Regions from separate parts of the Homo sapiens genome. Here region 1 is linked to region 2. Evidence: chromatin contacts called from ENCODE Hi-C data. All regions are on one chromosome and are shown on one strand. Each heading gives the region's core, a stretch centred on a gene start or an enhancer-like site at or near the end of the contact. The rest is flanking DNA. Distances are from core to core; before and after follow the strand shown.

Region 1 (6,402 bases), core at 586-3,085, 1.3 Mb after region 2:
AGAGAGAAAAACTTCACAGACTGGGAGAAAATATTTGCAAATCATATCTGAAGAAGAATATCTGGAATATACAAAAACTCATGCAACACAACAAAACCTAATTCAAAAATAGGCAAAGGATTTGAACAGACATTTCTCCAAAGAAGACACACAAATAAGTACATGACAAGATGCTCAACATCACTAGCCATTAGGGAAATGCAAATTAAAGCCACAATGAGATAAAGCTTATACCCATTATGATGGTTATAATACTACAACTACAACAAAACAGAAGTTAACAAGTGTTAGCAAAGATGTGGAGAACTAGAACCCTCCTGCACTGCTGATGGGAATGTAAAACGATGCAGCCATTATGGAAAACAGTTTGATGGTTCCTCTAGAAAGCTGATTGCAGAGTTACCATATGATATAGCAATTCAATGCCTAGGTGTATACCCAAAGAATTGAAAACAGTGACTCAGATACTTGTACACCAATGTTCACAGCAGCATTATTCACAATGGCCAAAAGGCAGGAACCACCCAAGTGTTCAACAAGAGATTAATGGATAAACAAAATATTATGTATGTATATTTATACACTGTTTGTGTATAAACACACACATATACACGAAGGAATATTATTTAGCCATTAAAAGGCATGAAGGATACATGCTGCAGTATGAATGAACCTTGAAAACTTTATGCTAATTAAAAATAATCCAGACATAAATAGACAAATATTGTATTATTTTACTTATATGGCATATCTAGAACAGGCAAATTCATAGAAACATAGTGTAAAATAAAGGTTACCAGGGACTGTGGGGAGCAGGGAATAGAGACTGCTCAATGGGCATCTTTAGGGATGACGAAAATGTTCTAGAATTAGATAGTGACGGTGCTGTTGTGAATACGCTAAAAACTTTACTGTATGACTTTAAAATGGTAACTTTAATGTTGTGCATAGTTTACCACAGTTTGAAAGTGTTTTTAATTTTTAAAAATAGGAAATGATAAAATTAGACTTTATCTAATTCTTTCCAGCTTTATAATTTGGATCCTGCTCCTTTGTACTTCATGGCTCATGCTTTATACTTACTTGATGTTTCTATGGTACTTGTGCACAGCTGTCATGTATCAGACCTGCAGTTTTGCACATGCTTTCCACTCTTCTAGTTCCTCAACTATTTGTAAGGTTGCCCTCCTTTATGTTTTCCATTAAATCTTCCATTAGTCAAACCACTCCAGTGTCCCTCGTTCCATAAGTTTCCCCTGCTCTGAACTCCCAGGGCACATTGTGCAACTTCATTACCTTATATTAAAATTATCTGGAATTTTAAAAAATCTACTAGATTAGGGTAGTGTCCTGATTTTATTCATTTTTTTCTTTTGGTGAAATTTGAGACATGTCTTGCATTTAACAGTATTTAAGCAACTAGATTGTGCAACGGAGCCAGTTTCTCCAGACAGGCTGGAGAGACCACTTGCATCAGAATCATCTGGGGTGCCCCTTGAAAATGCAATGTTCCGGGCCAACGAGTCAATCTCGGAGTGTAAATCTTGTGAAGCTGTATTTTAACAAGCTCACTTGGTGATTTATTTGTGTACGCTATTTAAAACTCTGTGAACCACCGGTCTAGGCTATACTTTGCAGTGTATTAAGGTGGTCTTCGGCACCTCTCGCAGACCCCCTTCCTCTTGCCTCTAGCGCCAACCTCTCAGCCTCTCGCATACCAGGGGAGGGGCTTTGCAAAACCTTCCACGAAAGTGAATCCCAGCACAGCCCTGCTGTAGCTGGCTCTCAGGCGCAAGCGCAGAGCTGCGACCGCTGCTGATACGTTGCTCAGTCTCAGTGTGGTCTCTGTTTTGCAACTGGTCGTCCGCGTCAGGAGACTTAGGTCCAGGCGACTGCCCAGACAATGACTGGTCCCGCATACCGAGCAGAGCATGATCAGCAGCAGTCTGAGTGGAAGAGTGCCTGTGATCTTAGGGAACCTGATGGGCGTTGGAGCAGCGGTTCGACGCATGGGTTTCTCTTTAATCCTTCCGACTTCCCCAAGCCCAGCGCACTCAGGTTCCGCTCCAAGTGCGGGACCCGCCCGGGGTGTGTCGGGGGTACTCGGCCGGAGGCGGCCGGTGAGTGAGGCTTACAGGGCCCCGGGACCAAGGTGGGTGCTCTTAGAGGTTCTGGAAAGCGGAAACACGGGTTCTTCGAAGGAAACGGGCGAAAGGGTCGCGTGTGGTTTGGCTGCAGGTCGGGTCAGGAGGCACCTCCACGGTTGGGACGCCGCGTGGCGTGGGGTCATGAAGCCCCCAGCGCTCGTCTCACTGGCGGGCCAGCCTAGTCCCTCTGCGGCAGTGACAGCCAGTGGTTTTCCCCGGGTGTATCCCTGGGAGATGAAAAAGAGCAGGGTTGCTCCCTGCTTCCCCTCTAGCTGGGCGAGGGAGGTCTTCGGTACTGGGGTGTTTCCCAGGTGCTTACTGAGTGCAGGCACTGCTCCAAGAGTTTTTACCTGCATTAACTCATTTAATCCTTGCATCAACCCTATGAAGTAATGTACTATTATTATGCCCATGTTACAGATAAGGAAATTGAGGCACACAGAGATGAAGTACTTGCTTGGCCGGGCGCAGTGGCTCACGCCTGTAATCCCAGCACTTTGGGAGGCCAAGGCGGGCGGATCACCTGAGGTCGAGACCAGCCTGGCCAATACGGTGAAACCCGTTCTCTACTAAAAATACAAAAATTAGGTGGGAGTGGTGGCGCGCGCCTGTAATCCCTGCTACTCGGGAGGCTGAGGCAGGAGAATCACTTGTACCCGGGAGGCAGAGGTTGGAGCGAGCAGAGACCACGCCACTGCACTCCAGCGTAGGCAACAAGAGTGAAACTCCGCGCCCCTCCCCCCCAAAAAAGAGAAGTACTTGCTTGAGTGCCAGTCCTTAGTTTATGTTTCTGATGATGAAGGTTGGTACTTGAATAAAGTAGTTGTTAATTATTTGTTGTGGGTGTATTGACAGTTACTGTGGATCATTGAGTTTGTGCTTTATGTGTGAGTTTGTGCTTTGAGCCAATATCTGGGAACATTGTTACCTGAAGATCACCTTTGGTAGGACAAGATTTTCTCTATTCTGTGATTAAACTGAGGCTGCCCAGGCAGTTCTGCTGATTGCTTTGTGGATTGGCAAAGGCTCCAGGAAGCAATCAACCTAGTGCCACAAAACAAAGCACCCAGAGAAGCCCTATTCCTGACCCTTCAAAACCTTCTTCCTTCTGAAGGGGGTAGAAAATAAAGGAGAATTATCCCTGGATCAGGAATTGATTATAGGAGAGACAAGCAATGTCAAAAGAATTTTAGATAATTAGGGTAACTGTGGTGGCCAGCGCTGTTAGTGCTAAAAAGTTTGAGTCACATAAAGGAATAGCAAACCACCAGGTTGGCTAGGGCTGCAGCATGTTGTGACCACTTAAGAGAATAATGATTTTGTAGGGATACAGTATCCAGAGAGCAGTAAGGTGACTCAAATAATGAAAGTATGAGGAAGAAAGGAGAAAAGGAGAGGCAACTTTCCACATTATGGTGGAGGAATCCCTTGGATGGACTCTGGATAAAGGTATAGCCCTAACCTCCTAGCATCTCTGAAATATGTTTGGGGGCTATCCCTGAAACTTTTGTCACATCCGCTAGACTTCCTTTTCCCATCTTACATACATCCTCCAAAGCCAGGAAAAAGAATGCATCTCTCCATGCTCTAGAGCAGCAGCTGCTGAAGGGAGACTCATAAATCCTCTGACAGCATCTTTCCTTAAACATACACCATCACAGTTTTCAAATTCATTGATGTGAGATGAGCACAGCAATAGCATCATCTCCCTTATACTATATATGATATTCTTTATTGTAAATGTTTTGCCATAGTTTAACTTGCAGTATTGATGAAAGTTTTGTAAGAAAAGACAAGCACATGCTAGTAATGGTGTTTTATAATGTGGGACGAGATTTTTCAGAAAAGTGACTTGACCAAGGAAGTGCAGCTGTAAGCAGTGTCATCTGTCTTCTATTTTGACCCTCAGGAAGAAGTAAGGGGACTAGTGCCATAGTGTCTTTGAACTCATACCCCATATGAAGAGAACGTCAAAGAGGCTGGATCACCTAAAGGGTTTAGAGAAAGTTTGGAATTGGCTCAGATCTGTCTTTTATCATAAAAGATGAACTTGAAACCCAGACATAACTGTCCATTGTCATTTTCTTTATATCTGAGAGGAGATGGGATTACTTTGGGGCATTCATTGTACTTTTTTTTTTTTTTTTTTTTGAGACAGAGTTTCGCTCTTGTCGCTCAGGCTGGAGTGCAATGGTACTATCTTGGCTCACTGCAACCTCCGCCTGCTGGGTTCAAGCGATTCTCCTGCCTCAGCCTCCTGAAGTAGCTGGGATTACAGGTGCCCACCACCACGCCCAGCTAATTTTTTTGTATTTTTAGTTGAGACAGGGTTTCCCCATGTTGGCCAGGCTGGTCTTGAAATCCTGACCTCAGGTGATCCACCTGTCTTGGCCTCCCAATCATTACTTCTTAATCCTTAGGGTTGCATTCAACAGGCTAGATGTGGACATTACTAGACAGAGGTTCTGGATGCCTTGGACTATGACCTTTGCCCATTTCTGCCTTTCATTAAAAATAAAACCAAGAGGAGGCAGAAGATGGAAAGGCAACTGTCTACCTCTCCATAAGATCCATATTCCACATGAGTTAAGTATTCTTCCCTCTTTTCTGAACGTGTGTTTCATCATACCAACCAGAGACACATTTATTTCTCTTTTAAAGGAACTTCCGTTCTTAGATGAGTCTGCCAAATTTTGCCAAGGGGACTATTCTTCATTTGCCTGTTGACTGTCCTTAATATCTTCAACACTCCCTCACTCTAATTCATCATTAGATGATTAATGAACACAGGCTTTTTTTTGGCCTATTTCTTGAATGGTTTCATCTGAAACACGGACCTTGAGATCTTACATGTCTCCGAGGATTTGAAAAAGAGTAGATTCATTCTAGTTCTCTCCCCTTAGTCTAAGCAGATGGCTATGTGCCTCAAAGTTTGGGATCTAAAGTTAAACTACTAGGTATCCGATAGCTTTGGACCAATCAAGTCCAGCATCTTCATTTTGCAGGTGAGGAGACATAAAACCAGATTGTTTATTTTTCCCTGGTTTCTATATAGCTACCAATGGAGCTATAACCAAAATCCAGATTACCTAGTCAGTGCCTATAGCTCTGGGCCTCTATCTGATGTTTCCCTGAATTGTGCTGAGGATGCCACTTGCACTTCAGTGGAGGCCAGAGACTTTATTGATTTTATTTTTTTTGAGATGATGGAGTCTTGCTCTGTCGCCCAGGCCAGAGTGCAGTGGTACAGTCTTGGCTCACTGCAACCTCTACCTCCCAGGTTCAAGCAATTCTTCTGCCTCAGCCTCCTGAGTATCTGGCACTACAGGTGTGTGCCACCATGACTGGCTAATTTTTATATTTGTATTAGAGATGGGGTTTCACCATGTTGGGCTAGTCTCGAACTCCTGACCTCAGGTGATCTGCCTACCTCGGCCTCCCAAAGTGCTGGGATTATAGGTATGAGCCAAAGCCAGAGACTTTACTCCATCGGTTACATAGATAGGGCTGTTAGTGAGGCTGAGATTTACTGCAGCCTTTCAGGGACTGGGTCTGGGAGGCAGTCACTCTCTATACCCCTACAGCACTCTGAAGTCAAGATCATGCTGATAACCTTCTGACATCAGTGGAGTTTAGTTTCTTGGCCATTTACAGGCCGCTAAACAGAAAGTGTGATTCAGGCATTCTTTCCCTGTCTGTTGAGAAGCAACACATACTGTATAGTATAATGAGTTTGAATCTAGGATTTATTACTTGGCCTTGTGCCAAATTACTTAACTTCTCTGTACTTCACACTATTTTTTTGTATTGCAGGAATAATAATAATTCCCCTCAGAGTTATTGTGAACAATAAATGAGTCAATATTCATACAATTCTTAGAATAGGCAGGCCCAAAGAAAGACCATTTCTGGAGACTACTTCCAAGTTAGATTCCTTTCACAAGTTCTTTTTTCATTTTTTCTAGGTAGAAAGTTTCCCTAGTGGAGTTTGTATGTGTCTATCATATGTGTCACATGCACAAACACATCTAATGCATAATACAGTTGTATATATAATGAGCTTATTTGAAATGAAAAAACAACTACACTTTGAGACTCTTGCACTGTACAGTATGATATGGCTTGAATATGTGTCTCCACCAAATCTCAAGTTGTATTGTAACCCTGACAATGAGGTGATTGGATCTTACAGATTGATACCTCAGAGCTTGGTGCTGTTCTTGTGATAATGCATAAGTTCTCATGAGATCTGGTT
Region 2 (6,209 bases), core at 1,325-3,824:
CCCACTTCTAGATATATAACCAAAAGAAATCAAAACATAAGTCTACAAAAAAACTTGTACATAAATGTTTATAACAGCACTATTCCCAATAGCCATAAAGTAGAAACAAACCAATGTCCATCGGCTGATGAATGAATAAATAAAATATGTTGTGGTATGTCCTTATAATAGATATTATTGGTCCATGAAAAACATACATAAAAACATTATGCTAAATGAAAGAAGCCAGTCACGGCAAAGCAATATATTATATGCCTCTATGTATACTAAATGTTCCAAATAGAAAGAAAGTAGATTAAAGATTGTCTAGGGCTGGGAGGGGAGGAGGAGGAGAATGGAGGAATCTGGGAGGCGATGAATTAAGGGTACTGAATTAGGGGAACATGGTTTCTTTTTGGGGAGATAGAAATGTAAAATTTTGGTAATGGTTGCACATCTCTGTAAATATACTAAAATCCATTAATTTTTGCATTTTATTTTATTTATTTTATTTTTGAGACGGAGTTTCGCTCTTGTTGCCCAGGCTGGAGTGCAATGGCATGATCTCGGCTCACCACAACCTCCGCCTCCCAGGTTCAAGCGATTCTCCTGTCTCAGCTTCCCGAGTAGCTGGAATTACAGGTGCATGCCACCACACCCAGCTAATTTTTTTTTTTTGAGATGAAGTCTTGCTCTTGTCTCCCATGCTGGAGTGTGATGGCACGATCTTAGCTCACTGCAACCTACGCCTCCCGGGTTCAAGCGATTCTCCTGCCTCAGCCTCTAATGTAGCTGGGATTACAGTTGCCTGCTATCACGCCCGGCTAATTTTTGTATTTTTAGTAAAGACGGGGTTTCACCATGTTGGCCAGGCTGGTCTCGAACCCCTGATCTCAGGTGATCTGCCTTCCTCGGCCGCCCAAAGTGCTGGGATTACAAGCGTGAGCCACTGAGCCGGGCCAATTTTTGCATTTTACATAGATGAATTATATGGTATGCTAATTATATCTTACCAAAAATTGAAAAAAAGGAATAGTACTATCAGCCCCAATGTGCCCATCATCAATATTCTACATGTTTCCAATGTTATTGTATCTGTTTGCCTACAGTCGAGGCCCTGATATCCTGTTTGATTTTCTTGAATTGCCAAAATTTGCATACATGCTTACAAAAATAATGCCTGTTGAATTTGCTAGATATGTAAAGGTTTGGAGCAAATCAGGTGTATTAAATTTATTAATATTGTTTGAAATGTCTAAGGCAATAATTCCCAAACTTCGTTGAGGGAGAAGGAAAGCTTTTAAAATCCCATTGCCCAGGTGGCATCCCATACTGTTACTGGGAATTATGCATTGGGATGGATCCTTTAACCGAGGAGATTATTATAGCCGGAGCTCTGAACCAGCAATCTCAGTTCTTGTGATAGTGAGCAAAGAACTACAAACTAACACCAAAATGCAAGCTTAAAGCAAAGTTTATTGAAGCACAATAATACACTCTGAGGGACAGCGGGCTTATTTCTGCGAAGTGAACTCAGCACTTCTTTACAGAGCTCAAGGTGCTTTTATGGGGTTTGTGGGGAGGAGTTGAGGTTTGGGCTGTATCTGAGTGACAGGATGATGTTATTTGATTGAAGTGTATAGCTATACAATCTAAAATTAAACTGTGCATGGTCTTACCTATAATTTGTTAAGAAAAGCCTCCCAGGGATGGGGGGGCAAAACTGTATGTAAATTCTATTATAATGATGGCATGATGAACTTGGGGTGAACTTGAAGACAGGCTTTTGTGTTGTTGGGCATGTGCCACCTTAGGGAATTTCCACCTGTACCCTCCTTTCTCTTTCTCCAGGATATTTTGGCCACAGACTTTATCATAAACTCCATCCCTTAGGGTGGCATTAGGGTAGTCTTGGGCCTGAATTTAGGTGGGCCAGTGGCTGTCTTAGTGACAGCCTTTCCGCTCTCTTCTGTCATCCCCTCCCAACTGCTAATGTCTAACTACCTAACAATTACCCATTAAATCAGTGTGTCTGGGGTTAGGAGCAGGCCTCAATATGTTTAATCATTCTCCAGATAATCCCAATACTGTAAAGTTTGTGAAACACTTGTCAGATAATTCAATTATGAAGGCTGTGGAAGGTGTTTCAGTAGGATCTAATTGGTTAATGTTATGACTTAATTAATTTGAATCAAAAAACAAAATGAAAAAGCTTTATATTTCTAAGTCAAATAAGACATAAGTTGGTCTAAGGTTGAGATAAAATTTTTAAATGTATGATTGAATTTTGAAAATCATAAATATTTAAATATCTAAAGTTCAGATCAGAACATTGCGAAGCTACTTTCCCCAATCAACAACACCCCTTCAGGATTTAAAAACCAAGGGGGACACTGGATCACCTAGTGTTTCACAAGCAGGTACCTTCTGCTGTAGGAGAGAGAGAACTAAAGTTCTGAAAGACCTGTTGCTTTTCACCAGGAAGTTTTACTGGGCATCTCCTGAGCCTAGGCAATAGCTGTAGGGTGACTTCTGGAGCCATCCCCGTTTCCCCGCCCCCCAAAAGAAGCGGAGATTTAACGGGGACGTGCGGCCAGAGCTGGGGAAATGGGCCCGCGAGCCAGGCCGGCGCTTCTCCTCCTGATGCTTTTGCAGACCGCGGTCCTGCAGGGGCGCTTGCTGCGTGAGTCCGAGGGCTGCGGGCGAACTAGGGGCGCGGCGGGGGTGGAAAAATCGAAACTAGCTTTTTCTTTGCGCTTGGGAGTTTGCTAACTTTGGAGGACCTGCTCAACCCTATCCGCAAGCCCCTCTCCCTACTTTCTGCGTCCAGACCCCGTGAGGGAGTGCCTACCACTGAACTGCAGATAGGGGTCCCTCGCCCCAGGACCTGCCCCCTCCCCCGGCTGTCCCGGCTCTGCGGAGTGACTTTTGGAACCGCCCACTCCCTTCCCCCAACTAGAATGCTTTTAAATAAATCTCGTAGTTCCTCACTTGAGCTGAGCTAAGCCTGGGGCTCCTTGAACCTGGAACTCGGGTTTATTTCCAATGTCAGCTGTGCAGTTTTTTCCCCAGTCATCTCCAAACAGGAAGTTCTTCCCTGAGTGCTTGCCGAGAAGGCTGAGCAAACCCACAGCAGGATCCGCACGGGGTTTCCACCTCAGAACGAATGCGTTGGGCGGTGGGGGCGCGAAAGAGTGGCGTTGGGGATCTGAATTCTTCACCATTCCACCCACTTTTGGTGAGACCTGGGGTGGAGGTCTCTAGGGTGGGAGGCTCCTGAGAGAGGCCTACCTCGGGCCTTTCCCCACTCTTGGCAATTGTTCTTTTGCCTGGAAAATTAAGTATATGTTAGTTTTGAACGTTTGAACTGAACAATTCTCTTTTCGGCTAGGCTTTATTGATTTGCAATGTGCTGTGTAATTAAGAGGCCTCTCTACAAAGTACTGATAATGAACATGTAAGCAATGCACTCACTTCTAAGTTACATTCATATCTGATCTTATTTGATTTTCACTAGGCATAGGGAGGTAGGAGCTAATAATACGTTTATTTTACTAGAAGTTAACTGGAATTCAGATTATATAACTCTTTTCAGGTTACAAAGAACATAAATAATCTGGTTTTCTGATGTTATTTCAAGTACTACAGCTGCTTCTAATCTTAGTTGACAGTGATTTTGCCCTGTAGTGTAGCACAGTGTTCTGTGGGTCACACGCCGGCCTCAGCACAGCACTTTGAGTTTTGGTACTACGTGTATCCACATTTTACACATGACAAGAATGAGGCATGGCACGGCCTGCTTCCTGGCAAATTTATTCAATGGTACACTGGGCTTTGGTGGCAGAGCTCATGTCTCCACTTCATAGCTATGATTCTTAAACATCACACTGCATTAGAGGTTGAATAATAAAATTTCATGTTGAGCAGAAATATTCATTGTTTACAAGTGTAAATGAGTCCCAGCCATGTGTTGCACTGTTCAAGCCCCAAGGGAGAGAGCAGGGAAACAAGTCTTTACCCTTTGATATTTTGCATTCTAGTGGGAGAGATGACAATAAGCAAATGAGCAGAAAGATATACAACATCAGGAAATCATGGGTGTTGTGAGAAGCAGAGAAGTCAGGGCAAGTCACTCTGGGGCTGACACTTGAGCAGAGACATGAAGGAAATAAGAATGATATTGACTGGGAGCAGTATTTCCCAGGCAAACTGAGTGGGCCTGGCAAGTTGGATTAAAAAGCGGGTTTTCTCAGCACTACTCATGTGTGTGTGTGTGGGGGGGGGGGGCGGCGTGGGGGTGGGAAGGGGGACTACCATCTGCATGTAGGATGTCTAGCAGTATCCTGTCCTCCCTACTCACTAGGTGCTAGGAGCACTCCCCCAGTCTTGACAACCAAAAATGTCTCTAAACTTTGCCACATGTCACCTAGTAGACAAACTCCTGGTTAAGAAGCTCGGGTTGAAAAAAATAAACAAGTAGTGCTGGGGAGTAGAGGCCAAGAAGTAGGTAATGGGCTCAGAAGAGGAGCCACAAACAAGGTTGTGCAGGCGCCTGTAGGCTGTGGTGTGAATTCTAGCCAAGGAGTAACAGTGATCTGTCACAGGCTTTTAAAAGATTGCTCTGGCTGCTATGTGGAAAGCAGAATGAAGGGAGCAACAGTAAAAGCAGGGAGCCCAGCCAGGAAGCTGTTACACAGTCCAGGCAAGAGGTAGTGGAGTGGGCTGGGTGGGAACAGAAAAGGGAGTGACAAACCATTGTCTCCTGAATATATTCTGAAGGAAGTTGCTGAAGGATTCTATGTTGTGTGAGAGAAAGAGAAGAATTGGCTGGGTGTAGTAGCTCATGCCAAGGAGGAGGCCAAGGAGAGCAGATTCCTGAGCTCAGGAGTTCAAGACCAGCCTGGGCAACACAGCAAAACCCCTTCTCTACAAAAAATACAAAAATTAGCTGGGTGTGGTGGCATGCACCTGTGATCCTAGCTACTCGGGAGGCTGAGGTGGAGGGTATTGCTTGAGCCCAGGAAGTTGAGGCTGCAGTGAGCCATGACTGTGCCACTGTACTTCAGCCTAGGTGACAGAGCAAGACCCTGTCTCCCCTGACCCCCTGAAAAAGAGAAGAGTTAAAGTTGACTTTGTTCTTTATTTTAATTTTATTGGCCTGAGCAGTGGGGTAATTGGCAATGCCATTTCTGAGATGGTGAAGGCAGAGGAAAGAGCAGTTTGGGGTAAATCAAGGATCTGCATTTGGACATGTTAAGTTTGAGATTCCAGTCAGGCTTCCAAGTGGTGAGGCCACATAGGCAGTTCAGTGTAAGAATTCAGGACCAAGGCTGGGCACGGTGGCTCACTTCTGTAATCCCAGCACTTTGGTGGCTGAGGCAGGTAGATCATTTGAGGTCAGGAGTTTGAGACAAGCTTGGCCAACATGGTGAAACCCCATGTCTACTAAAAATACAAAAATTAGCCTGGTGTGGTGGCGCACGCCTATAGTCCCAGGTTTTCAGGAGGCTTAGGTAGGAGAATCCCTTGAACCCAGGAGGTGCAGGTTGCAGTGAGCTGAGATTGTGCCACTGCACTCCAGCCTGGGTGATAGAGTGAGACTCTGTCTCAAAAAAAAAAAAAAAAAAAAAAAAAAAAACTGAAGGAATTATTCCTCAGGATTTGGGTCTAATTTGCCCTGAGCACCAACTCCTGAGTTCAACTACCATGGCTAGACACACCTTAACATTTTCTAGAATCCACCAGCTTTAGTGGAGTCTGTCTAATCATGAGTATTGGAATAGGATCTGGGGGCAGTGAGGGGGTGGCAGCCACGTGTGGCAGAGAAAAGCACACAAGGAAAGAGCACCCAGGACTGTCATATGGAAGAAAGACAGGACTGCAACTCACCCTTCACAAAATGAGGACCAGACACAGCTGATGGTATGAGTTGATGCAGGTGTGTGGAGCCTCAACATCCTGCTCCCCTCCTACTACACATGGTTAAGGCCTGTTGCTCTGTCTCCAGGTTCACACTCTCTGCACTACCTCTTCATGGGTGCCTCAGAGCAGGACCTTGGTCTTTCCTTGTTTGAAGCTTTGGGCTACGTGGATGACCAGCTGTTCGTGTTCTATGATCATGAGAGTCGCCGTGTGGAGCCCCGAACTCCATGGGTTTCCAGTAGAATTTCAAGCCAGATGTGGCTGCAGCTGAGTCAGAGTCTGAAAGGGTGGGATCACATGTTCACTGT

Evidence for each region. Hi-C counts contacts between places; a loop is a spot of excess contacts on that map. Pooled maps may share reads with other maps.
Region 1: a pooled map of heart left ventricle shows a loop between it and region 2 (4-fold over the local background). The contact joins the promoter of ZNF391 here to the promoter of HFE in region 2. A Hi-C loop is called at or near these places in 1 of 168 maps with a recorded cell type or tissue (breast epithelium) and 1 of 50 pooled maps.

The regions. Positions count from the first base shown.
Region 1 is chr6:27,386,924-27,393,325 of GRCh38, forward strand. It overlaps ZNF391 (zinc finger protein 391), which reads left to right and starts at 1,836. Exons shown (of 3, transcript NM_001076781.3): 1 at 1,836-2,152.
Region 2 is chr6:26,084,855-26,091,063 of GRCh38, forward strand. HFE (homeostatic iron regulator) reads left to right here and starts at 2,575. Exons shown (of 6, transcript NM_000410.4): 1 at 2,575-2,662; 2 at 5,987-6,209. The coding sequence starts at 2,587. It also overlaps HFE-AS1.